Regions from separate parts of the Homo sapiens genome. Here region 1 is linked to region 2. The links are chromatin loops, found by intact Hi-C in ENCODE. Cell type or tissue: endothelial cell of umbilical vein. All regions are shown on one strand. Links, peaks and the distances in the headings refer to the core of each region. The heading gives the core; the rest is flanking DNA. Region 1 overlaps MAMLD1 (mastermind like domain containing 1). Region 2 overlaps MTM1 (myotubularin 1).

Region 1 (11,835 bases), core at 3,643-11,642, 140 kb after region 2:
ATTATCTTTTTCTTACCTGGAAAACTGAAACTGAATTACCGGGAAAAACACAGGAGATTTTTGTTTGTTAATATGCTGCCAATAAAGTAATTTTATGTCAAATTTAACTACAGGAAAGGGCAAGGCATTTTCTAAGTTCCTTAGATGTCATGTGGCTAAAAAAAACAAAAGGATGGACAGCAGTTAGATACTGTACACTTAGCTGTTTGAAGCCATATATTCAGAAAGCAGATGTTGGGAGTTGGTGTTTGAGGACTGATTTCCTGGAGGTATTTTATATAGGCCAAGTTCATTGTTCTAAACTCTAAGGGCTTGACTTGAGGGAGGAAAAGAGGCAAGAACATGTTTAGTTTTGCTGACAGCATCACATGGGCAGCCCTAAGGCTAGACAACTTTAGGGCCTGAAGCTTATTCTAGGAAAGAAGCACCTACAGAGTGGCACTGGGCTCCCCTCCACTATAGAGATGAAGTCATATGACAGTAAAGGGCAGGCAGGGCTGCCTAGGGGGCCCAGAACTGACACTTCCATTAGAATGAGCACAGGCCAGGGAGAGAAGTGGGGAACCAGAGAGAAGGAGCTGGAATTCTAGTAGGACAAACGGTAAGTGAACAACAAGAACAAGTTAAGAGTGTGTGCAGTATTCTTTCAAAGACTGAAAAAATAGTGATGTGATAGAATGGCAGGTGGCTCTGAGCAGGCCAGGAGAAGGACTGGGGGCAGAGCATCCCAGGCAGGAGGGCAGCAAGTGGGAAGGCCCTGGGGTGGGGCTTTTGGACTGTTCCAGTGACGGGCAGGCAGCCAGTGTGCCTGTCACACAATGCACCAGGGAAGTAGTCGTGAATTTGCAGAGGGTCTTGCAGGCTATGGGAAAGGGATTGGATTGTATTTTGTTTGTAGGGAAGCCATCGGGGGACTTAAGCAGAGGAAGGATTGGCTTCATCTCTTTGAAAAAGTTCTCTCTGGATGCTGATGGGAGGAGAAATGGAAGGAAAAGAAACACTTTTAGGGGCAAGAACTTTTGAGAAGGGTGGAATTGGGAGTGTGGAGTTGGGGCCAGCTTTGGCACAGGAGGGGAAGCTAAACACGTGGCCGCATGAGGGCCTGTAATTCTACCTGAAATGGGTACCATTTGTTAGGGTAAACAAATGAACCAAATGCCCAGTGATACAGACCAAGTGTTGGCAAACTTCTTCTGTGATGGCCCAGGTAGTAAATGTCTCAGGCTTCGCAGGCCATGTGGTCTCTGTTGAAGCTCTGTGTAGTAGACAATATGTTAATGACTGGGCGTGACTGTGTGCTAATAAAAGTTTATTTACAAAAACAGCCCGTGGGCTGGATTTAGCTCACAGGCTGTAGTTTGCCAACCTCTGACCTAGAGCATGAACTGAGCATCTTCTTGGAGGGAAATAAGTTCTTTCCAAGTTGCCCTCCTCACATTGCAGGGGGCCATGTAGGCCCATTATTCACAGAAGAGTGGGTGGGCAACCTTTCTGGAGCAGAAAAACGTAAAGATTTCTTCCGTAGTGCAAGTAAGGTGACCATTTCTAAACCGTGCAAGTGATCCAGCAGTCCCAAAAGTTGTTTCACTTCTCATTGTGCGCCCGTTCTCAGGTGCTCCGAAGCTTCCAGTCCTTTGTAGGGACATGGATGAAATTGGAAATCATCATTCTCAGTAAACTATCGCAAGAACAAAAAACCAAACACCGCATATTCTCACTCATAGGTGGGAATTGAACAATGAGATCACATGGACACGGGAAGGGGAACATCACATTCTGGGGACTGTTGTGGGGTGGGGGGAGGGGGGAGGGATAGCATTGGGAGATATACCTAATGCTAGATGACAAGTTAGTGGGTGCAGCGCACCAGTGTGGCACATGTATACATATGTAACTAACCTGCACAATGTGCACATGTACCCTAAAACTTAAAGTATAATAATAAAAGAAAAAAAAAAGAGAGGAGAGAAACATCATCCCCTCCAGGATACCCTTGGGCCTTGTTCTTATAGTCTTGTACATTGTTGAACAATTTGCATGGGCTAGTGGATTAAAGCACACCCTCCACCCTCAGGCCCTCAAGGGTCTCTATGATAATACAGTCTCACCTTCTACCCTTTCCATCACCATCCTAGGTGCTATGGCCAACCTTGAGGCTGCCATGTTAGGTCTATGCATTTCCCACCTCCACCACATAACTCTCTGAAGGCCAGGTAGTTTCCTATTCATCTTGGTAACCCCAAAGCCTCGTGACAGGGCTCAGCTGGCATCTGCGGATGTGAATGAACCATTGGAGAAAATGGTACTCTGCAAATAACTCTGTTATTTTCCCATTTCCTGTGTAAGGCCTAGAGACAATGACTTTTTAATTGCACCCCTTCCCCTCTGTATGACACTGGCCTTCTCTTGTGTCCAGCAATGTGGGTGGCCTAGATGATTTCTAAGGGACTTCTGGCCAAGATGAACAGCAGCTGCATCTTACTGAGCATTTACTATGTGCCATATACTCAGCCACAGCTCTAGGGGCATAGAAGCAGGAGCTCTCAGGGTCAGGGCAGTGAGTGAGCAAGCGAGCACCTATGCCAGCCCTGCCTCTGGATGGGGACTTGAGAGGGTGATGGAAGCCTGCAGCACTGGAGGGAGGCAGACAAAGACAGGCCTGTGCTGAGGGGGCCCGGAGCAAGAGAGAGGGAGGCAATGACAGCAGAGACATGCCTGCGCCTTGGGTTTGAGTGCCCAGTGGTCAAATCCACTTCCCTGTGGCTGATGCTTGCCTTTCTAACTTTGGAATTTAGGGGTTGGAGATCTGGTGAGAAGGTAGGAGGGAGATGAGGAGGAGAAGGGAAAGGCAGGAAGGAAGGGGAGGGAAAGGAAAAGCAAAAGGGGAGGAGGAAGGTTTCCAACAAATTATTCTATATCAACTGCGGAAATCAAAATTTGTTGCCCAAATCTTAGAAGCTCATGTCCCTCCTCCCCAGAAGTCTGGAATGCAGCACTCCAGGGGTAGCTTATAACCCAAATATCTATCTGTAAAAAGAGAAACATTGGGCTTTCCAGCTGTGGATTCCCAGTAAAAGCAAGAGGCCTCAGCCTACACAGGCCAGCCCAGAGTTTGAGGAACCCCAGGCCCACACCCACAGGGCTGGCCCCTGGGTCTGCATACTCCCTAGAAATGTGCACACTTCTGAGCCTCAACTCTGTCCTGGAGTCTAACAGCATCCCTCTCCTTCCTGGGGCAGTTCCACCTCCAGAAACCTGTTACCTTGGGCCTTATGTCAAGGAAACTGTGGGAAAGAGCTAGGCAGGAATGCAGATGAGGCCAGCATGGGCTCCTAAAAGTTTAGAAATAGGCAGTGTCATGCTCCCAGGTGCCTGCATAAACCAGCTGAAAAATGGAGCTCCCCTCACCAGCACTCTCCCTTCAAACAGACTGTGATTTGCAGGTCACTGGTTTACCAAGCCAGGCTACCCAGGCAGGACCCAGATGCCAAGCCCAGTGGTGTCCTGCAAGCTGAGCAGTGCTCAGTTCTTGCAAAAAAAGGTCTGTGTGAAGGCAAGGCCTCTGCCTGGCTTCTCACCCCAGTTGGGTGTCTGGAACAGGAAGGAGCCCTTACTGCAGAAAAAGGAGGAGGGAGCAAAGGGAGCGAACAGCTGCGTGCTCCATGGGGAGGATCCCCAAAGTAGAAAGGCGCATACACACTGCAGCCCTTGACCCAGAATGCTCACAGCTACATTACAGATTCAGGTCTCCTCAGTGTAGTGGGGCTGCTGATGAGACTGTGGCATCCTCAGGGGTCAGGACACACATTTTCCATCACTCTTCTGATGGCAAAAAACCTCTGAGCCAATGCCAACCTCTGATCATTAAAAAAAAGTGCTCACAGCAGTGTGTGGTTTAGGATCATGCCCTGTGTGGTTTGGAACACGTGCACAACCACACCTTGTTCATCACCATCCCAGAAACCCTGACGCAGGCAAAGAGCAGAGTTATTAACCCTACTTTACTGATGTGGATACTGAGGCCCAGAGGCTCATGCAAGTTATCAGTAAGTGGCAGGGACAGTTGCCTCTAGATTAACTAGCCCCTAGGATCACCTGGGTCTTGGAAGGGGACCCATAAACATGAGCTCCCCTCTCTTGGGGCCAGATTTGCACCTGTGCCGCGCCTTCAGCCTGCATGAAGCAGGGGCTGCTGGCAAAGACTCAAAGCTGTAAATCTGGGTTTTCTCTTGAGGCTTCTAAGGGAGCTGTTTCGACAACTCACTCTGTTCCCAGCTGGCTGCCCCTGCATAGGGTTTTAAAGCAGCCTAGCTTTCTGCCAGGCTTGGCAGTGGACAACGCTGGTCAGAACATCCCAGAGAGCTACCAGAATGAAGTAAGTTTGCTTCTACTCTTTACCTGTTTATGGGCTGTCTCTGCCACTGGAATGAAAGGCACTGAGAACAGTGCCTGGCCTGCAGAAGGCCCTGGAAATACCTGAGCTCCTAATCTGGGAATAGGAGTAGGAAGAGCTTTGGAGGCAGGGCACCTGAGTTTGAGATCTACAACTTCCTGCCTGTGTGACATTGGGAAAGTCTCCATCCTTTCTGAGCCTCAGTCTCCACCCTGGGGAAGTGGAAATATCAATCTCTGTGACACAGAAGCAAATGAGCGAATGTGCACAAAGTACCTTGCACAAGAGAGACGCTCAAACACTTGCCTCCAGGTTTCACCGAGAACTACAGAGTAAGATAGATTTGTTCCCAGTGGAGGAAGCCTGGGAATAATTTGCCCCTAGACTATGAATTCCTGGGGCTCAAGATCGAGCACAGGGCCAGGCACACAGAAGGGACCCTGGAAATGTGGCAGGAGGCCAGAGATAGACAGGCCCTTAGAGCTCATACCCATGCCCTCTGACCTCAAGAAGAAAGAAACCTGCTCAAAATCTCACAAAGAGCTTGTTCCAACCCTGAATCGAGTCTGAGGACTCCTTCCTGAGTCCAGCACTTTTTCTGCAAGAAGTATATGCCTCCAAAGCTGATGGGCGCAAATCTTGAACCCCGTCACATAAACACAAAGGGAGGAGGTGACTAGAGCTCCTCCTACTGGATATGTCTAAGGTCACCAGTCTAAAGAAAAGGGATGGATAGAATGAGGCCAGTATTTTTGCAGCCATCCAAATGTCCACATACGCTGTTACACTGAGGGCTCCTCTCTCCCCCGTCTTCAGCCCTACTTGCATTTAGAGGTGAGAAAGATATGGGCTGAGGGGTTGTTTTTCATCGTATTGTAGATGGAAAGCACACTGCCCTTGGGGCCATCCAAATGTGGACCTTGATGTAGCACCCCACCTTCTGGATGGCCATCCTTCTGAAAGTCACTGAATTTCTCAGACTTTATTCTCTTTATCCATAAAGAAGGAGAATAATAATAATCCCCCCACCCTGCCCAACCACTGACTGGTTGGGAAGCTCAGAAGAAATACTGGGCACGGCATCCCATTGTAATCTATAGAGTGAGTCGCTTCTTAATATTAAATGGCTGAACACAGAAGATGTGCAAAAAGTACTGTGTCCCCTTCCTCCTCCAACTGAACATTTCATGCCCTTTGCACCCTCATTTTGTCTAGGAGCTGCCTTATGAAGGGAATAGGTACCTGCTCCGAGCTGGAGGAATCTTTGCCACTTATGGTGGGGTATGGACTGAGACAGAGATGGCATGTGACATGCGCACTGAGTCTCAACTCCATGCAGGCTCTGGAGCACTCTCAAATTGGAGTACTAATGCCTTTTAAATTCTCACACTAGCAATCCTTTGACCTACTGATCTAGGGATCTAGGGAAAGAATCGTGATCTTAACTTCAAAGGGAAGGACAAAATGTTCTGCCTCCTGTTAAAACTCCATACACTAAGTGCAGAGACTGGATGCCTTATTAACCTTGGGTAGATGCCCAAATGTTCAAAAGGTCAAACTCTTCTGTTCCCCAGATCGCCAGAGTCATTAACCAGTCACACTATTAAATGAATGAACAGATGCTGAAAAGGTACTTGCATTACTGAGATTTCTTATGGTGATGGCCCCTGCCTGATATGTATTCAGCATTTTGTAGTTTTCAATGTGCATTAGAGTATAGTGGTGATGACATTGGCCTCTGAGTTTGCCACTTCTTATATCTGTGACTTTGGTCAAATTGCTTAATCTCTCTGAGTCTCGGTTTCCTGGAGATAATAATAGCTTCTTCTTCCCAGGGTTATCATGAGGATTACAGGAGATAATGCCCCAAAAATGCTTAGTAAAGTGCCTAGCACCTAGTCAATGCTGAATTAAAGGTGGTTATTCTTACTTTTCGTTCATTTGAACTTTGTTCTCAGGGAGGGCAAAGGATAGACAAAGCCCCATAGCTAGTGAGGAGTAGCTGCAAGACTAGAACCCAGGTGTTCTGAGCCCTAGTCTTAGGCCAAGAACAACTGTTACGTGAGATGCACGTTTTCCTTCAAGGGAGCTCACAATTATTTCCATGTAAATTCAAGGACTGCTAAAAGAGAACTCTCCTCTGGGACTGATATCATTTTATTTCAAGATTGATTTGAAACATGTTTTTTGTTTGTTTGTTTGTTTTCTAGGAAAGAACAAGAGAACCAGTTAAGCTGAATGCCTGAAGCAAATCTCTGTTAGCGATGTTTTCAGGATGAGGGAGAGTGGTGCAAGAAACGTGCTTCCAGATGCACATGGTTTCCTGGGACTAGGGTTCAGGGTGTCATCCCTGGGTGTTATTAAGTGTCAGAAGGAGAGCAAACAAGGGAAACATCTGAGATCCAGCTAAGGCTACACCCTGGAAATGCAAGCCCAGCTCTTGCAAAGGACCTCCTTTGGCCACTCACCTTCCAGGCCTTACAATAACTTGTTTGGACTGCAGGTTTCTTGGTGGACTCACAGGCCATTCTGCTTTTATTTGGTCAACCTCAGTTCACAAGCACCCAGATGCTGAGATCCTCAGCATGTGCAGCAGAGTTTCATATTAGCACTGGGTACCTTTCTGAGGCTACAGGGATACCGTACAGCAGCACCTGTCACGTCCAGCCAAAGGAGTGGGCTCTCTCAATGTCATCCAATGCTGTTTCAACTGTGAAGAAGACCATCTGAGAGAGTTGCTTTTGGAGGCTGAGGCAAATTTTTAAAATTCTTTGTTCTCCTCAACTGGGGTGAATTCTTGGTCTTCTAGGACAGCTTGAAGTTTTAGAAAGAGTCAAGCCACTCAGAACCAACAGAGAACTCTTTCAGAGAACAAGGTGTGGCATAGAGGAGGCAGAGGGCTGATCTTGATCAAATCCAAAGTGTGACTCTAAAGCAATGAATGTGAATTTTTGGCAAAGCTTACAAAGGGCTCTAAAGGCCATCTGCAAAGAGAAGCCAAGCCTGGAAATGACGTAAGCAATGACAACTTTTCCAGAGTAAATGCACAGATGGCCACTCCAAGGACCTATTCTAAGGACAACCCCCACTGGAATCTGTGCATTCAACTGTACACTGATCAAAACCAAAGCAGTTACTTACTGGCCACACTTTTTAAGAGTGTTGATGGAGTTGGGGAGAAGGGGAAGAGGACCCCTGCATCCACAATCCATCAACACTTTCTTCTACAATTTGGCCCAAGTGAATGGAAACAAGTGGGAAATAAAAGAGAAATTTAAAGTCATGCTAAAACTGATCACGGACTCTGGGAGCATTATCAGGTTTTTCTTTACTGACTCAATTGTTGATCATAAAAGAGAAGCATGAAATATAAAGGGTAATTAGGATGGAGGTTAGAGATTTCTTTCTAGAAGAGGCCTAAGGCCTGGCAATTTGGACAGGCTGCTGGCCAAGTAATGTCTCCATCTCTGCCATCCCACCTGACTGCAATCTCTGTGAGAGCTGGGGAGTGCAGTAAACAGTTTTGTAAATGTCTACATGCTCAACTTGATAGCACATTCTCAATACATTGTTGGTGGTTGACAATGAGGAAACAAAGAGAAAACAAGATTTCAATCACCTCCATCCACATCTGTGCACATATCAGAATTTTAAAATAAATTGAAAGCTGACTTGCTGAAAGTGGATTGCCCTGGGAATTGGAGAAGACAGGCCCTCTAGTTATGTGAAATGGCATTACCTCAGAGCCCAGGGCTTCCAGTTCTATGAAAAGGAAGGAAGCCGACCCACGGCTCTATAAGAGCCATTTCCTCTCTGCTCTATTAATTCCAGAGATTAAGCAAGCCACTCCTCTGTGGCCCTAATACCCTGAGATAACAGCTATTGTGTTTGCTGCAATTCCTGCTAACAGAGCTAATCTTGGTAGATTGGTGGTGTTGCAGGCTTTTATTGTCAAATTAAACTAGTCAATGGCTCTCATAGTCCCTTCTATCATCATCCTGCTCCTAGAACTACCACTGGAATCCCTAATCCTGAGGTTCAGAACACTTGGATGATGTCTGAGTTCCCAGGGAGGAAAGTAGAAGTGTGTCAGATGAGTTTCTAAAAGGACAACAGGGCCAGAAAGTTGAATGGGAAGACCTCTCTGTGCCTACTCACTAGCTTTTTGTTCTCAGTCATACTAGGAAGCTCATGCAATATATCTAGTGCTTGCCATTCTGACTGGCTTCTATTAAGAGAAAAAGTAAACTCGTCTTCCCTCTCTCATCCTTCCTCATTTTTCTTATTGAATGGGTGCAATGCAGTGATCACTACTAGACTGGGAGGCTATATGGAACCTTAGACTATATTTCCAGCTCTTCTAGAAACCCACAAGGGGTGGGATCAGCTCATCTCCTAGATCTCTTCTAGATCACATTTGAATTCCTTATATTTTGAGTTGGATCCCTGCCACCAAGTTTGCACAGAAAATTTCAATAACACATCTTACGTTCAAGTTTAAGATTAGAAGCATTAAATACCCCCCTCCCCCCATGGCCCATTGTCTGACCGATTCCTGGAGCTTTCTGGGCTCCTGACGATTTCCCACCATGGCGAAATGGGGAAGCATGCTCTTGATTACAAGCCGACTTTTCCAGTCATCCATTGTTTGACCTGCAAATTTATTCTTGACTCTCCAAGGCGTTTCCCAAACGACCTAGACACAGGGCTTAGGGAGACAAAAAGTACACTGTCTTTCAGATATGAAGATGAGACCACTGACCCCGTGAATCACAGACTTTCACTCTGAAGACAGGTTTGTGTGGAGTCAGCCACATTCCTTTTCCCTTCCTCCCACCCACCACCCTCATTGAGCACCCCCACCCCCAAGAATGAGGGGCATTTTTGTGAGACAGTTGGCTGGGATAAAATGACAGTCCTTGACCAGAGGAAAGAACAAAGTTCACTGGAAGGTAGAGGGGTGGATGGAGGAGCAGCTTCATGTGACTAAAATAACACTGGGCCTACAAGTATGATATCTGGGTCCTACGTCTGGATTTGCTTTTGTGTGATATGCAGTGAGATCCAGGAAAACTTCCTCTGTTCTCTGAGATGCAATTTCCTTATATGAAAACATGGTGGCTAAATTAGGTGATGGCTTAGGGCCTCTTCAGCTCTACTAGAGTAAGCCTTATGGTTCATAGAAGAAGCAGCCACCAACTGTGGCACTGTTAGGATACAGCCAAGTGAGCTAACAGTTCAAAGCCTGACAGACACAGGAAGGGAGCAACAGATATTGAAAGGGGGCTCATGAAACCCTGGTGCACTGATGTAAAGGAAACTGACTGAGCAGGTTATGATCATGGCTACTCCTCCAGTGACAGATAAGCAGACATATGCAAACCCAGGTAAAGTTTCATTTCTTTTTGTTTTTCATGATGTAGACATGAAATAAGAGCTCCACTAAGACATTAATATATAAGGACAGCTCTACTTCCCATAAACCTCCTTGGCAGTACAGCATCAGCCTCTAAAATCTCAAGTCTAAACCTCTGCCTCTGGAAATATGGAGAAGTACTTTTCCCCATTCTCTCACTGAGTATCACTAAAACCTCTGGGCATTATATATAAAACAAACATAATAAGACATTAAAAGGTGGAAAGAAAAAAGTATACTGGTTAGGGACCTTGGGACCTGAGCAATGATGCAGTGGCGAGTTCTCTGGATTTTGTTTCTGCCTCATATATACCAGACTTGGAGCTGAAGAAGCCAGAAACCCAGAATGCCAATGGGCACTAACAAAGAAGCCCCAACAAAAGCCTGCTCTTTCTAGCCAAAAGACCAGGAAAGAGGTAACCTAGCAAGACAGAAAACTTTTAGACAATAACTGCTCTACTCCAGCCAAACACCATAGAAGAAAATGCAGTCCCATTATATTCCATCAACAAAAGCCAAATGAGGAGCCTAGACTCCACCCCCACATAGCAGTAATGAGGTGCCCTTCCCTATCCGCACTAGAGTAGTATCAGTAAAAGCCTAGTAGGGAGTTGGAATCCTCACCCCTGTCCAGCAGTAATGAGGAGCTCCATCCTCCCTGATGTCAATGAAGAATAAGATGGTGCCCGCCTTCCCTGCCAGAGCAGTGTCAGAGGAAGTCAGCTAAAACAGAAAATTTAAATAAGATCCAGTCTTATAATGCAATATCCAAAATGCCCAAGTTTCAGTAGCAAAGCACTTGTCAGACCAAGAACCAGTAAGATATCAAATGGAATGGAAAATATTATCGGCAGATGCCAACAGCAAGATGACACAGATGTCAGAACTGCCTGACAAGGATTTTAAAGAAGTAATCATTAAAGTGCTTCAACCAACAATTACAACCATGCTTGGAAGCAAATGAAAAAAATATAGAAAGTCTCAGCAAAGTAATCAGAATTCTCAGCAGAGAAACAGAACATATAAAAAAGAACCAAATGGAAATTTTAGAAATGAAAAATACAATAATGGAAATAAATTCAGTGAATCAAATCAAGAGGATAATGGTAAGAACAGAGGAAAGAATTAAGATAGAACAATAGAAACATCACACTCTGGGGACTGTTGTGGGGTGGGGGGAGGGGGGAGGGAGGAGGGATAGCATTAGGAGATATACCTAATGCTAAATGACGAGTTAATGGGTGCAGCACACCAGCATGGCACATGTATACATATGTAACTAACCTGCACATTGTGCACATGTACCCTAAAACTTAAAGTATAATAATAATAAAATAAAATAAAATAAAATAAAAAGAAATGATCAATCTGAACAACAGAGAGAAGATATCCTGGAAAAAAAAGTAAACATAGACTCAGGGACATACAGAATTACAAACAAAAGATCTAACTTTCATGTCACTGGAATTCCAGAAGGAGATGAGAAAGAGAATGAGACCAAAAAAAAAAAAAAAAAAGTATTCAAAGACATAATTGCTGAAAACTCCCCAAATTTGACAAAAGACATACATCTGGAAATTTAAGAAGCTGAGTGAACCTCAAACAGTATAAATATAAAGAAATCCACTCCAAGACCTGTAACAACAAAACTTCTGAAACATGAAGAGAAAAGCCTTGAATACAGTGAAAGAGAAATGATACCTATAGAAGAAAAATAACTTGAATGAGAGTGAATTTTTGTTCATAAACCATGGATTCCAGAAGGAAGTAGCATAATATTTTTCAAATGCTGAATAAAGAGAACTGTCAACCCAGAACCCTATACTCAGTGAAAATATGCTTCAGATATGAAAGGGAGATCAAGACATTCTCAGATCAAGAGACACTAACAAAATTAGTCAACAATATGCCTCTACAAAGAGAATATCTAAAGAAAATTCTCTAAGCAGAAAGGAAATGATAAAAGAAAGGATATTGAACATTAGAAGGGAATAAAGACCAATGGAAAGAGAAAAAATTATGGGTA
Region 2 (15,712 bases), core at 110-8,109:
TCATGTCCAAGCAAAATAACCCATTATTCTCAGAGATAGCAGAATGGATGAGATGAACTATGGAGCAAGTCAGATGTATCTGCTCTGAAATTTTTCTATTGACAAAACAAGACTATATATTAGGGGCAGATTTTCTTCAGTAACAGATATAAAACTACCTTTTAGTATAGATACTTTAATATTTAAAATGCTTCACTAATGTAAGTCAACATTTTAAAACAAAAAGTTAAATTCTTACTATCAAGTCAGTAGAAAAAATCTAAAATCCTGGTTGTACAGTCAACTCAGTCAACGTCACCACCCTGTTTATTCATGGGCCATAAAAGAATGATGAGTCTTCCTGCTATTTCTGATTTTCATGAAAAAATTTCAATTTAAAATGAATATAAAGGACGAAATCCCTCATTTTCCCTTCATTTAACTGTTTTACTACAACTCACATACCATACAGTTCACCCTTTTCAAGTGTACAATTTAAAGGTTTTTAGTATATCCAAAGTTGTGCCACCCATCACCACAATCAATTTTAGAACACTTTTATCATCCCAAAGAGAAACCCCACCCCATACCCATTAGCAGTCACCCACCACTCCCAATCCTCCAGCAACCACGAATTTGCTATCCCTATAAATTTGCCCACTTTGGGAATTTCATATAAATGAAACCGAACAATATGCAGTCTTTATGTCTAAAGCTCTAATTTTTAGAGGAACACCAGACACTACTACTACTGTTAATAGTTGGATCAAGTATACATCCGAGAAATCCAAAGGTCCAGATAACATGTGCCAGTTCCACAATGAGGCTTACTTTAAAATCTCATCAGTGAGCCTCTCTTTGTTGAATGGTTTTGATTGATCCCTGAAGATTATAGAAGCTGGAACAGCATCATGCTGGTGTGCACAAATGTTGCAGCTGACTACATTCAAATTCCAACTCTGCAACTCACCATTTGACCTTGAGTAGGTTATTTAACTTCTCTGGGCTTTGGTTGCTATTACCCCCATTTTACATCAACATTATTAGGTGAAACAAATGAATTAATACATTCATGCAGGGCTTGGAACCACACAGTGTATCTGTTAACAAATTACTAGTATTTTTAAAATTTTTAATTTTTATGAGCACAAAAGGATAGCTAGTGAATGCCAATGTCTTAGCCAATTCTACAAATTAGTCCTGACCTTGGAAATACTAGGAGAAAAGTTAACTAATACAGGGATAGCGCATGGCTAGCAGCCACTCAGTTATAAAGTGCTTTTTGCTTAAAAAAAAAAAAAAAAAGACAATAATGACTCTAATAGGAAAATGGAAAGCAGTGTAGTACTTTGGAAAATGTACTAGACAGGTGTGTACAAGCCCTGGGCTGTCTCTAACTTACCAAGCAAAGAAAGCTCATCCATATCTTCGTGTATAAAATGACTATGTTAGTGTAAAGGCAGTTGGATGATAATTAGAAGCTATAGTGAAGTCTACAAAAATCAGCTACCCTTTTGGTTACAGAGTATTTCATCCCAAAGCCCTAACAATCAAGTTTTTTTATCCTTTTTATTTAAAAAACAAACAAAAAAATGTTGATTTTTGGCTACCTTGGCTTTAAAGCAAAAATTAAAAGTTGATTCCGTATATATATGTTAACTACAGCATTCTAACCAGAGGTAGACTTCTATCACTTTTGATCCCCCAAAATAACCTTTGAGATGATTTAAGCCCAACCCTCTCCTATTACAGAGGAGATGCGGGGGGCCTAGAGGGTGTGTGACAAGGTCCTGGAGTGACTTACTGGCAGGGACAACTCTAGCCTAGGTCTCCCTGCATTGCAGAGTCCCTTCTACCTACAGAAAAGTGCTTCTAAGTGGTCTCTGGAAGGAAACCAGGTTGCACGTGACTGGTCCCAATCTCAGTAGAACAGCTTGAGACTAAGAAACATAGTTAAGAGAACTCAACTCACCTAGCCAACCAACCTTTGGGGCCTCTAAGCCCCAAGAATTTTATGTTTTATTTATTTACAGCACCTGTAACAGTGCCTGGCACCCAAAAGATACTTAACAGGTATTTGTTAAATGAGTGAATGAACTGGGCAATTAAGGATTGGCCAAGGAACATAACAGTTGTTGGCAGTGTAATATTTCACTTAAGCCACAAGTTCATACAAACTCATGTTTGAAATGGTACGACAAGGCCTTGGCTGATCAGGATGGTCCAGGCAGGGTGGTTCTGGGCAGCAAATTTAAGTGTATATACTGTTATGTAGTTAACTGCAGGGTTAACTTGTACCCCTTTGAAACGATTTGCACTGAAAATAATTTGAGTAATGCTATCTTCCCTTATAGACTTTTCCATGAACATTTCAAATTAAGGTACAGCCGTCCCAGTACAGGGGGCTGGGATTGGTCAGTTGAATCTGTGGAGGCAGATACAAAAACCTCTTTCACCGCGCCCTTTTTCCAGACTAAGGAACTGTTTTTCCTTTTCTGTTGAATATGAAAAACAACAATACACAAACCTGAAGCACACATTAACTAAAAACATTAAAAAATGCATGCCATTTTAACGCTTATGTTAAGAATCTAAAAGCAGCAGAACTAGAAAATAATTTTGATCTCTGCCTCATAGGGCCTTTGCAAGCAAACTGTAAACACCACGGAGAGCTCTATTTCCCATCGTCACCTGAGTTGAGATCAATGGCCCTGAGTGGTTTTTCTGAACTTTTCTGTATACAAACAAAACAGTGACAAAGGTATGCAGCTTTTGTCTTTTGATGAGCCTTTAATGTGGTTTATGACTCTGTGTTGGCATTTACGTTAAGTTCAATCATGCTCTTTCTCTGGAAAGATGCTGCTTATGGAAACATACTGAGACTTAAAACTTGACTTCTAAAGTTTGTCAGAGAACAAGCAGCCTCTCCGTTCAGAATTCCAGGTCTTTCTAAGGTAGTTGTCCTTACTTAGAAGTCTGTTTTCAAAAAGATGCCAAATCTCTTTGGCAGTGGTGCTCAATACCATCAGACCCGAAACTCCCTTTTTATAAAACAAATTTCTGTAAAGTCCCCTTTGCTAGGCTGAAATGAAAACCATGGATATCCTCAATCTAAACATGATACAAAATCAATATACTGTACTAACTCCAATATAAAGGAGAAATAAAAGGACAGTGATTTATAATAAAATAATGTATTTTTCAATGAATTACACCATAACCAAAACATGCCCCCATTTCCAATTTGGCCTCTAGGGGGAGCGTCACCCCCAATGAGAACCATTCACAGAGTTCTGTACCTGGAGTGCCAGTAAACACAGGATTTACTATAAATTTATTCTGATTTTTTGCATTAAAGTAGCTTGGATTGTAGGCCACCTAGGATGCAAAAAAATGAAACATACCTTGAGACGTCCTCAACCAAATCACTGTGAACCAAGATAAATGTTCATATTCCAGCCATTTTGAGACCAGGTACACCATCAATTTAACACATATATTTGTTTATTTGGGGGGAAGAAGTGCTCAACTCACATGAAAATAAACTATGATCTGCAAAAGCAGAAGTTTGGTTCATTTTTATACATTTTCCTTTGAACAAGGGACTGACAAATTTTCCGTGTAAAGGGCCAGATACCCAGACATTTCTGTTGCAACTACTCAGTACTGCGTTGTAGCACTGAAGCAGCAATATGTAAATAAATGATGGGCTATATTCCAATAAAATTTTATTTACAAAAACAGGCTGTCACGCCCTGCATTAAGCTGTTAAAATAATTCCCATGTGAACCGTCTTCAGCCGAAGTACATAATAATCATATTCTCTTAAACTAAAAAACAAGCTATTAACCCCACCATTGAGAGCTTGTCAAAATGCCACTATGCGCCCACCTACAAAACAGTGTGATACAGTTGAAAAAAAGGAAGGGATTCTGTATTCAGACCAATTTGTGTCTCAGATCCCAATTCTCTCACTTAATTACTGCAGTTTCCAGTCTGTAAAATGGGTGTGACGCCAGCCCTCACAGTGCTGTCATGAGGAACAGGTAAAATTATAGCACAGCAGATGGCATAACAAAGATGCTCAAATACCAGTTCCCTTCCTCCTACCAGAGATGCTTTATGCTTTTTTTTTTTTTTTTGAGACAGAGTGTCACTCTGTCGCTCAGGCTGGAGTGCAGTGGTACCACCTCAGCTCACCGTAACCTCTGCCTCCTGGGTTTGAGTGATTCTCCTGCCTCAGCCTCCTGAGTAGCTGGGATTACAGATGTGCGCCACCATGCCCAGATAATTTTTGTATTTTTAGTAGCGACAGGATTTCGCCACGTTGGCCAGGCTGGTCTTGAACCCCTGACCTCAAGTGATCCGCCCACATCGGCCTCCTCCTGTGGTGCTAGGATTACAGGCATGAGCCACCACACCCAGCCCAGTGAACTCTTAAGTCATTCCCCAAACTGGTGCTAATATGTTAGGTTGGTTGTCCACAAAATATACCATATCCTTGATTGCCTAACCATTCTGCACACAGGTTTTCTAAGATGATCAATCTAACCTTGCCAAGACTCCAATCAGCCTTACAGTAGTTTACCTTCAAATATGCCTCCTTCCATTAAAAAAAGAAAACACTTGACTCCTAGCCCAGGGAATCTTTCTGTGAAATACTTAACATACAGATCTCATCTCATTACTTTCTATTCAGGCTCAGATATCTAAAAATAGGCTACAAATCTAACTATATTTACTCCAAAAAAGGATCCCCCAAGTAAGCGGTTTACTGTCCACATAGACACATGTAACAGAAGCATTAGAGCTTCTTGATTTGTCTTGGTCACTTCAAATCTTAGGGCTACAGTGTATTTGGTTTGATGATTCCTCTTTGAAAATTATATGATGCTATATAGTATTTCATTTAAAATCTCACTCTCTGTATAATTTTGATATTTACAATTCATTTTAAACATGATGATATACCTACCCCTATTTCTTTAAATGTTGCAAAGACCTTTGGCTAAAAATAATGTAATTCAGACTCAGTGGAGAATGCATTTTGAATCATTTTTTCCAGTGGCTAGTGATGGATTTGGGCTGATCTCTTCACCCTATTTCTTGGTCCCCTCACGACAAATGGCACATCTTCAAGACAGCTGATTGGCTTTAGTGGCATGAGCTGTGGCCATGGAACAGGGTAACTTTAGAAATTATTCATAAATTGAAAGTGATATGGTAAGTAAACTATTAGAAAAGTCAACTACTATCAGGTTATCTGTTTTTAATGTACAAAGGCTACCTAGCAATACTGCACACATTTAAACAGATCATTAAACTCACCAATGGATTTTTTAACAGTCAAATACCTGCCAGTAAACAAAGTTTTAAAATAGGAACAAGATCAAGTTCCCGTGCATCTGCCAATTCCAAAACTCATGAACCCAGCTGATCTGCTCAATGAAAAAAACTGCATTTTATTGAACTATTTTCCCCTGTGAGAACTATTCACAAAAAGTACATTTTAAATTTATAAGTAAACAGTAACTTATTTAGCAAAAGTTAAAACAGTAATTGTTGAAGAATAGAAACGTATAAATAGTTATAACTATGATAGTAACAAAGGTGCCAGATCAAAACATCTCCTTACTTTCCAAGAACCTTCTCAGGTCTGGGCTAAAGGACCCCAAAGAAAAGCCCAGGCATTGGGCATTACTGATGAAGATTCTTCTGAGCAGAATCAGTAGTGGAGGAGGGAGGAAAAAAGGAACTCTAGAGTGGATGTGCACAGTATCTAGAAAACTGAAGAGAGGAGAAAAGGTTGGAGATAACCTGCCATTTGAAACAATTCCTCTAGGTACTCTCATTTGAAGGCAGAAGCAGGGGCTTCGTTGGCATATGCTTTGTTGGCATTTACCTACTTCAAAACATGGAAAGCTTTTCCTGACCTCCCCCCACACACACATACACACACACACACTCTTTCTCTCTCTCTCTCTCTCTCTCTCCACTTCTCTGTACACCATACATATTTCTAATATAGTCAGCCCTCCACATCCAGGAGTTCCACATCTAGGGATTCAACCAACTGCGGATCAAAAATATTTGGGAAGAAACACAAAAAACAGTATGACAAAAAATAATACAAATACAAATAATACAAATAGAAAAATACTTCAAATACTAATTTTTATTTGTATTTACATAGCATTTCCATTGTATTAGGTATTATAAGTAATCTATAGAGGACTGAAAGTACACAGGAGGATATGCAAGGTTATATGCAAATACTATGCCATTTTATATCAAGGACTTGGGCCTCCAAGGATTTTGGTATCCTCGGGAGTCCTGGAACCAGTTTCCCGCAAATACCAAGGGACGATTGTATTTCATTTCTTACCCTGTACTTATGCCTTGATATTTTGTGTCCCGTCTCTTAGATTTCTAGAACTTCCTAAGGCCAAGGACCATGTTTTCCATTCTGGCACCAGCACAAAGCACAGTTTGGGTACTCAGTATTCCGTGAAGAAACAAATGTAGCATCACCCTCATAAACTTTCATGACTTTGGAGAAGTTAGTCATCAGTCATTAAAGGTACTCCAACCTACCTCCCTAGGGCTGATTTTTAGGTTTATAATTCCCTTGCATATCTTTAAAATTTTCCACATGTATACATCCCTAAATAATATGATTTTCCATGTTTCTGAAGTCTTATGTAAATGGAATCATTATATATTCTTCTGCCACTTGCTTTTCTCACATAGTGTTGAGAGAGTCATAAATGTTGATGCATATAGTTGTGTTCCACTCATTTTCACAGCTGCATAGCAGTCCACTGCTTTGCACTTGGTTTTTCCATTCTCCTCCCAGTGATCATTTGAGCTGTTTCCAGGTTTCAATTATAAACAGTGCTTTTATAAGCATCTTTGGAAACGTCTCCCATTCCTAGCATGCATATAAGAACCGTATTTTTGTGCCAGATTTTCATATATATATATGAAAATATATATTTGCTGCCATATATAAAAATATATTTGCTGCCAGATCAGGTATGGGAAATATATATTTAATATATATATTTAATATATTTTTAAAATATTTTTATATATTTAACATATATTTAATATATATATTTTAATTTAATATATATTTTATATTATATATATATATATCAAATATATATATATATTTAATATATATTTAATATATATTTTATATATTTGATATATATTTATATATATTTTGTATATTTAATATATATATTTAATATATATTTTATATATATTTTATATATTAAATATATATTAATTTAATATATATTAATTTATATATAATATATAATTTATATAATATATATAATTTATATATTTATAAATAATATATACAAATTATTTATATATAAATTATATATAATATATATAAATTATATATTATATATAAATTATATATAATATATATAAATTATATATTATATATAAATTATATATATTATATATAAATTATATATTATATATAAATTATGTATAATATATATAATTTATATATAATATATATAAATTATATATATTTATAATTTATATATAATATATATAATTTATATATATTTATAATTATATATAATATATATAATTTTTATATATTTATAATTATATATAATATAATATATATAATTTATATATATTATATTATATATAATATATATAATTTATATATATTTATAATTATATATAATATATATAATTTATATATATTTATAATTATATATAATATATATAATTTATATATATTTATAATTTATATATAATTTATATAAATTATATAAATTTATAATTTATATATAATTTATATAATTTTTATATATTTATAATTTATATATAATTTATATATATTTATAATTTATATAATATATATAATTTATATATATTTATAATTTATATAATATATAATTTACATAATTTATAATTTATATATAAATATATATAATTTAATATATATTTAAATATATAAATTATAAATTATATAAATTATATTTAAATATATAAATATGTATTTATATTTATATATTTAAATCAAAGTATCTGGAGAAGATGGATAATAGATGAAAACATAGGCAAATCCACCGTTTGAAATGAAATCCCAAGCTTGTCAACACTCTAATTCAAGCAGATGGGCAGTCTATTGGTGTCCTGGGGCTGCTGTAAAGAAGTCCCACAAACTGGATGGCCTAAAAGAACAGAAATAAATTCTCTCACAGTTCTGGAGGCCCAAAGTCCAAAATCAAGGTGTCAGCTAGGCCATGTGCCATCTGGAGCCTCTAGGGGAGAATGCTTCCTTGCCTCTCCCTAGCTTCTGGTGGTGGCTGCAATCCTTGGCATTCCTTGGCTTGCAGCTTCACCACTCCAATCTCTCTGCCTGTTGTCACATGGCTTTCTCCCTGTGTGTCTGTGTTTTCACATGGTGCTTTCCTCTTTCATAAGGACCCCAGTCATGCTGGATGAGGAGTCCACCCTACTCCAGTGCTGCATGACCTCATCTTAACTAACTACAACTGCAGTAACAAACAAGACCCCAGTCTGAGGAAATAGGGACTAGGGCTTCAGTATATCTTTTTAGGGGACACAATTCAACCCATAATAGGCAGGAGGTTGGCTACAGAAATTAACAATCTATAAAATGGTCATGTCAACATATGGTTACATTCAGAACAATTTCATTTGTCAATCTATCCATAAGCATTCAATGAATACCTATGAAATTAACTAGTACTGAAATAATAATATGGTTTTTTAGAAGAAATAATGAAATGACAACAAGCCAGTCATTCTGAGATACTCCTAACTCAGCATATATCATTATTTAAATCTTGTTTCCAAAGAGTTCACAATCAGTAACTATATAGTGGGCAGCTACTCTGGACCACAATGGAGAGTTCCCCCTCCCCTCAACCAAAAAAATTTGAGATATGTCTTCAAGGAGCTAAAAACTGAGTTGGGAAGATGACAAACAAATGTTTAGATAACAATAAAGATAATTAATATGTATAAAAAAGGTTAAATAGTAATAAAGACAATAACAGAGGTGATACAATTAAAGCAAAACAGAGTATCTGCTTATGCTAATGATCACGGCTTTCATTTACAGATCATCTACTACCTGTCAGACATTGTTCTAATCACAGATTAAGTCATTTAATCCCCACCAAAACCTTAAAAGGCAACTAGGTATTACTATCATCATATGACAACTGACAAACACAAGGAACAGGAAGGTTAAACAATTTGTCTGCTAATAACTGTCAAAGGTGGAACTGAAATCTAGGCAATCTGACCGGCCCTCTCATCCACTAACAGATAGATATCTGTCATTCTCATTCTCTCATAGATGATCATATTAAAATGAGGACATCATGCCTCCTGCTTGCACAGCTGGATAAAAAAAATCTTTTCGGAATTTCATCCACGTGATAAAATCTGATGGTCACAAAGAAGAACCCTAGACTTCACTTTAAAGATGAGTCAACAAATAGGCTTTTTCCCCTGAAATCCATGTCTGTGAGTCACTGAAACAGCACAACCCTTGATTGTCTACTATTTATTTGTATCCACTTAGTCTTTATTAAAACTATCTTTTAAAAGGAGAAAGTTTTTATTACTAGTGCACAAAACACCCCATGAGGTGCAACTATCATGTAATGAGGCATTTGTTAAAAAGCCTGTCAGATCATATATAGCTGAGTTATTCTTCAAAGTAGTCCCCTTTGATGGTGTACACAAATTCCAGCAATGTGGCCACTGTTCAAAGTATTCTTTGAATTATTCTTTTGAAACTGCCTTTGGAATTTAAAGCTACATAAGGTACCATCTCATGAACTTTAACCATATCTTAATTTTTAAACCAAAACCAATGCTCCATACAGCACCGGTGCCCATTCTATGTATTAATAGAGGTGATACAAAATGATTTTGGCCTAGAGCCTTTGAGGATATTTTTTTTAAAGGTGCGAGGATATTTTTTTAAAGGTGCCTGGTCTCTGAAGTCAATCCAAAGAAGAGTTCCAAAATACATTGAATAATTTGGATTTGGAACTTCCTGACCTTCCTCTACATGGGGCTTTTGGAACGCTGCCTAGGGTCTTTTGATTGTTGAGAATGTTGGGCTTGATACATCTTAATTAGTCCTAACTTGCAAGAGCAGGTTGACCTTGAAGGTTAGCAGAGATAAGCAGTAGGAGTAGCAGCTTGCCCAACAGGCAGTTTGCCATAGTAGAGAAGGAGTATGCAAAGGGAATCCCCAAAGATGGCTTAATTAGGATCCTGGGAGAATCAGAAGGAGAAAGACTTGCCATGACCTAGAGAGTATGGACAATAGTTATCTTCATACTTGGAGCAGTTACTTCTTCCAGTCACAAATACAAACAACCACGTATCCTTGTTACAGAAGAAGGTGAAAGGACTGAACGTACATATTTTTATAACTTGGCACTATTGGCAGACAAGGTTTCACAGATGGGGCAGAAATAACCTGAAAAAAAAAAAGGCAGAAATAAAAAAGGCAAGATGAAGAAGAACCAAAACCAGTGTTAAAAGAATGGCAAGGAAAGAGAGGATGAAGAAATTCCAGTTCTAAAATAATGATACATGTGAATCTCGCAGAGAAGATCTATGTCTTTTGAAGGAGCAGTATATGCTGCTCCACAAAGAATTCCCAAGATCCAGATGGAAATTCTGTTATCGACACTAGGAGGAAAAGCTGGGTAGTGGTGGTTAAGAATGGGTATAAATGTGGTGATATGTATAGTCAGTAAGACTATTCATGAGGTGTGCTATCTTCCTGAAGATTGTATCTGAGACGTGGCTTCTATTAACGTAATTCAACATCTATCCATGATTTTTAAAAACACCCTCAGGAAATCAGGAATTGTCAAGGGCACCTATGAAAAACCTTCAGCTGACATCACACTTAGAAAGCATTTCTTCTTTCACCAATAAGAGTGGGAACAAGGCAAGGACGGTCACTCTTATCACTTGTATTTAACATCTTTTAGAGCTTCTAGCAAGTTCAAAACACATAACATATTGGAAAAAAGAAGTAAAACTGTATTTACAGACAACATAATCATGTATGCAAAAAAAATCCTAAGAATACTACAAAAAAACTACTAGAATAAGTAAATTTAGTAAGGCTGCATAAAACACAAAGCCAATATAAAAATTAATTATATTTGTATTGTTAGCAATGAACATATGAACACTGAAATATAAAAATACTGGCCCAGTGCTATAGTTCATGCCTGAAATCTCAGCACTTTGGGAGGCTGAGGCAGGAGGACTACTTGAGCCCAGGAAGTTGAGACCAGCCTGGGCAATACAGCAAGACCCTATCTCTACAAAACATAAAAAAAAAAAATTAGCTGGGCATGGGGGCATGCACCTGTAGTCTTCAGCTACTTGAGAGGCTGAGGAGGGAGGATCACTTTAGCCCAGGAGGTTGAGGCTACAGTGAGCCACCATCATGCCACTGCACTCCAGCTTAGGTAACAGAACAAGACCCTGTCTCAAAAAACTTTATTTTAAAAATGTCATTTGCAATACCAAAAAAAATGAAATACTTAGGGAAACACTGAACAAAATACGTCCAAGAATCACACACTGAAAGCTACAAAACATTGCTGAGAGAAATTAAAGACCTAAATACATGGAGAAATATTGCATGCTTGGGCCAGGCGTGGTGGCTCATGCCTGTAATCCCAGCACTTTGGGAGGACGAGGCGGGCAGATTACCTGAGGTCAGGAGTTCAAGACCAGCCTGACCAACATGGAGAAACCCCGTCTCTACTAAAAATACAAAATTAGCTGGGTGTGGTGGCGGGTGCCTGTAATCCCAGCTACTCAGGAGGTTGAGGCGGGAGAATCGCTTGAACCCAGGAGGCGGAGGTTGCAGTGAGCTGAGATTACACCATTGCACTCCAGCCTGGGCAACAAAAGCGAAACTCCATCTCAAAACAAAAATATACAGATAGATAGATAGATAGATAGATAGATAGATAGATAGAGATATATAGATACATATCGCATGCTCACGGATCAAAGACTCCTAATTGTCATGATGTCAATATTGATCTACAAAGTCAATGAAATCCCTATCAAAATCCCAACAGGCTTGGACAAGATGATTCCAAAATTTGTATGGAAAGGCAAGCGACCAAGAATATTCAAAACAATCTTGAAAAGAAAAAAAAAAAAAAGTTGCAGTACTTCCACTACCTGATCCCCAGACTTATTATAATGCCTCAGTAATCAAGACACTGCAGTACTGGTATAAGGATAGACATACAGATCAATGGAACAGAACAGAGACTATAATTAGGCCCTTCTTTTTGAGGTCCTAGCAATGGTCAATTGATTTTCAACAAAATTACCAAAATGTGTGGGCCTTTTCCCACAAATGATGCTGGAACAGTTTGATGTCCATATGGAAAAATAAATGAATCTTTACCCTTACTTCACAAAATATACAAAATTAACTTGAAATGGAACATAGACATACTAGTTTTATATTGCTGAATAACAAACTTAGCAGCCATAAACAGCACACATTTATCATCTCACAGTTTCTGTGGGTCAGGTGTCCAGGCACAGCTTAGCTGGGTCCTCTGCTCAGGGTCTCACAAAGTTGCAATCAAGGTAATGGCCAGGCTGCATTCTCATCTGGAGGCTCAACTGGGGAAAATCTGCTTCCAAGCTCATTCAGAGTGTTGGCAGAACTCATTTCCTTTAGGCTGCATGGTTGAAGGCCCTGGCTTTTTGCTAAGCAGCTTTTAGTTCCTAGAGACCACCTGCAGTTCCTTTCTATGTGGCCTTCCTCAATGTGGCTGCTCACATCAACAAGTCAGCAAAGAGAATCTCACCTCGGGGAGGACCCAGACCTTCTTTTAAGGGTTTTGTGCTGATTAATTCAGGCCTACCCAGGATAACTTCTCTTTTGATTAATTCAAAATCTACTGGTTGTGACCTTAATTATATCTGTAGAATCCCTACACTTTTTCCATATTCTAGTCTATATTCTAGAAGCAAGTCACAGGTCCTGCTCACACTCAAGGGAAGGGGATCACACAGGTATAAACACCAGGGGTTGGAAAGATCTGTCTGCCAAAACAGATCTAAACATAAGAGCAGGACTAAAAAAGTTCTGGAAGGAACACAGGGGAAAATTTTTGTGAACTTAGGTTAAGTAAAGATTTCTTAAAACACAAAAACTCAAACCATAACAGGGGAAAAAGTAAATAGGACTTCATCAAAATCAAAACTCCTTGCTCTTGCACAGGCACAGTTAAGAAAATGAAAGACAAACCACAGTTTGAGAGAACATGCTTGCAAATCACATATCTGATGAAGTACTTGTATCCAGAATATAAAAAGAACCCTCACAACTTCAGACAGACAATCCAATTTAATAAGAAATGGGCAAAAGATTTCAGCAAATCCTTCACCAAAGAAGATAAACTTAATGGCCAACAAGCACATAAAGACATGCTCACTATTACTAGTCACTAGGAATTTGTAAGTTAAAAATACAATGAGATACCATTATACACCCAGTCAAATGGCTAACATTTTAAAGGCAGACAATTAAAGCCAGTAGGAATGCAAAATGGCACAATGGCATGGCCACTTTGGAAAACAGTTTGACAGTTCCTTGTAAAGTTAAACATACACTAAACATATGGCCCAGCAATGCCACACCTAAGTATTTACACGAAGCAAATAAAAGCATGAGTCCACACAAAGACTTGTATGTGAATGTTCATGGCAGCTTTTTTTCAAAATGGCCAAAAACTGAATCAACTCAAATGATCAACTACTGAATGAATAAATTACATTATAACCATACTATGGAATACTACTCAGCAACAGAAAGTCAGGAACTGCTGATACATGCAACAACACAAAAATGAATATAAAAAGCAGTATGCTAAGTGAAAGAAGCCAGCCACAAAAATACCACATAAGCCTATCCTTGACAAATTTCAAAGAACTACGAGTGTTCACATCATATTCTTTCACCATAATGCAGTTAAGTTGTAAATCAGTTTTGAAAATACCCAGAAAATACATTTGTAAGTAAAAATATACTTCTAAACAGCTCGCAGGTGAATGAAATAATCATAATAGAAAATATCACAACTAAATAATCATGAAAATACTATGTTTTGAAACATCCAAACAGCAGAATAAATCTAAAGAAAGGAGGAGAAAATGAAGAATGATTCCTGGTATATTCTTTAAGTGAAAAGGGCAAGAGGCTGAATAGTGTATGAAATATGTTTTTGTGCAAGAAAAGGGGAAAATACATGTACGTGCTTGCTCAAATTTGCAAAAGATACTTAGAAGAACAAACTAATAAGATTGATCATCTACGGGGGGGAAAGAAACAGAATACCTGGTCAGAGATGGGGTGAAAGCAAGACTTTTCTGAATATACCTTGAAATAAATGTGACTTCAAAATCATATAAAGTTTTTACTCGTTAAAAATTAATCAAAAAAGCAGGGGAAAAGCCCTAAAAGGGAAACAAATGAACATAATTATATTATCAAGTTGGTGCCATAACCACAACTGACAAACCTCTGGTTAGACTAATAAAGAAAAAAGGAGGGCACAAACAAACAATAGTAGGATGCAGGAATGAAAAGACAGACACAGCTATAGATTTGGCAGACATTTGCTGGTAGTTTATAATCTTCCAGGCCCCAGGCAGCTCCATGTGCAAGTTCTAGCAACATTCAAGGAACCAGTAACTCCAATCTTATACAAACTTCCAGAGAACAGAAAAAGGGAATATCTCAACTCACTTTATAAGGCTAGCATAAGCATGATACTAAACTAGACCAAGACAGCACAGGAAAACTAATACCAAATCTTATGTATATAAGATGTAAAAATCCTAAAGAAAGTATTAGCAATCAAACCCAGCAGTAAGAAAGAACATGACCCTGTTGAGTTTATCCCAGCAATACAAACTTAGTTAATGCTACAAAGTTATACTAGAAAATCCCTTAAAATAGCCTACCACATTAACAAGTTCAAGGAGGGAAAACACAGGTTCTCCCTCACGCCTGTAATCCTAAGCACTTTGGGAGACTGAGGCAGGAGAATTGCTTGAGGACAGGAGTTTGAGACCAGCCTGGGTAACACAGTAAGAAGCCCTCTCTACAAAAACACAAACCAAAAACCTATCTCCATAAAGGAAGAAAAGGGGCTTGATAAAACTCAACATCCACTTATGACCGAAAAAAATGTACACTAGAAGTGCCCCTACACAAAACCTAGAGTAAACACAATACTTTATGGTGAAACATTGAAAGCAAGAGCCTTCTCAAGTAAAGATCTTGGGCCCCACCCCAGACCTACTGAATCAGAAACTCCAGGCATGATGCCAGGAATTTGTAGTTTTGCAAAAACCCCTCAGGTGATTATGATGTGGCTTGCTGCTCTGAGTGGGAGCCACAGAGCAACACTGTTGGCATCACCTGGGAGCTTGATGGAAATGAGAAGAAAAAGCTCTCCGGGCCCATCCCGGAACCACTGAGTCAGAATCTGTGTTTCAACTCGAAGTCCAGGTGATTCATAAGGCAATGAAGTTGGAGAAGCGCTCCTGGTAGTGCTGCACGCTGGGACCACTTTTTAAAAATGCAGATGTCAAGAGTCTCAGCCCAGATCAATTAAGTTCGAATATCTGTGGGCGATGC

Evidence for each region. Hi-C counts contacts between places; a loop is a spot of excess contacts. Peaks named below come from ENCODE experiments on the same cell type or tissue, not always from the same donor. Only the 100,000 strongest peaks of a DNase experiment are listed, where the experiment ranks them.
Region 1: it touches region 2 in a loop (4-fold over the local background); 4 of 110 quality-filtered maps call a loop at or near these places.

The regions. Positions count from the first base shown.
Region 1 is chrX:150,442,720-150,454,554 of GRCh38, reverse strand. MAMLD1 (mastermind like domain containing 1) reads right to left here. Exons shown (of 8, transcript NM_005491.5): 2 at 8,943-9,101. The coding sequence starts at 9,038. Among named protein-coding and RNA genes, the nearest start is that of MAMLD1, 85 kb to the right of the region's middle. In endothelial cell of umbilical vein, for the core only: no CTCF peak of the experiment used is centred there; a DNase peak (open chromatin) is centred at 8,194; H3K27ac peaks cover 781 bases.
Region 2 is chrX:150,575,323-150,591,034 of GRCh38, reverse strand. All of the region lies in intron 1 of MTM1 (myotubularin 1), which reads right to left. Among named protein-coding and RNA genes, the nearest start is that of MTM1, 15 kb to the right of the region's middle. In endothelial cell of umbilical vein, for the core only: a CTCF peak has its summit at 3,232 (motif pointing right); no DNase peak of the experiment used is centred there.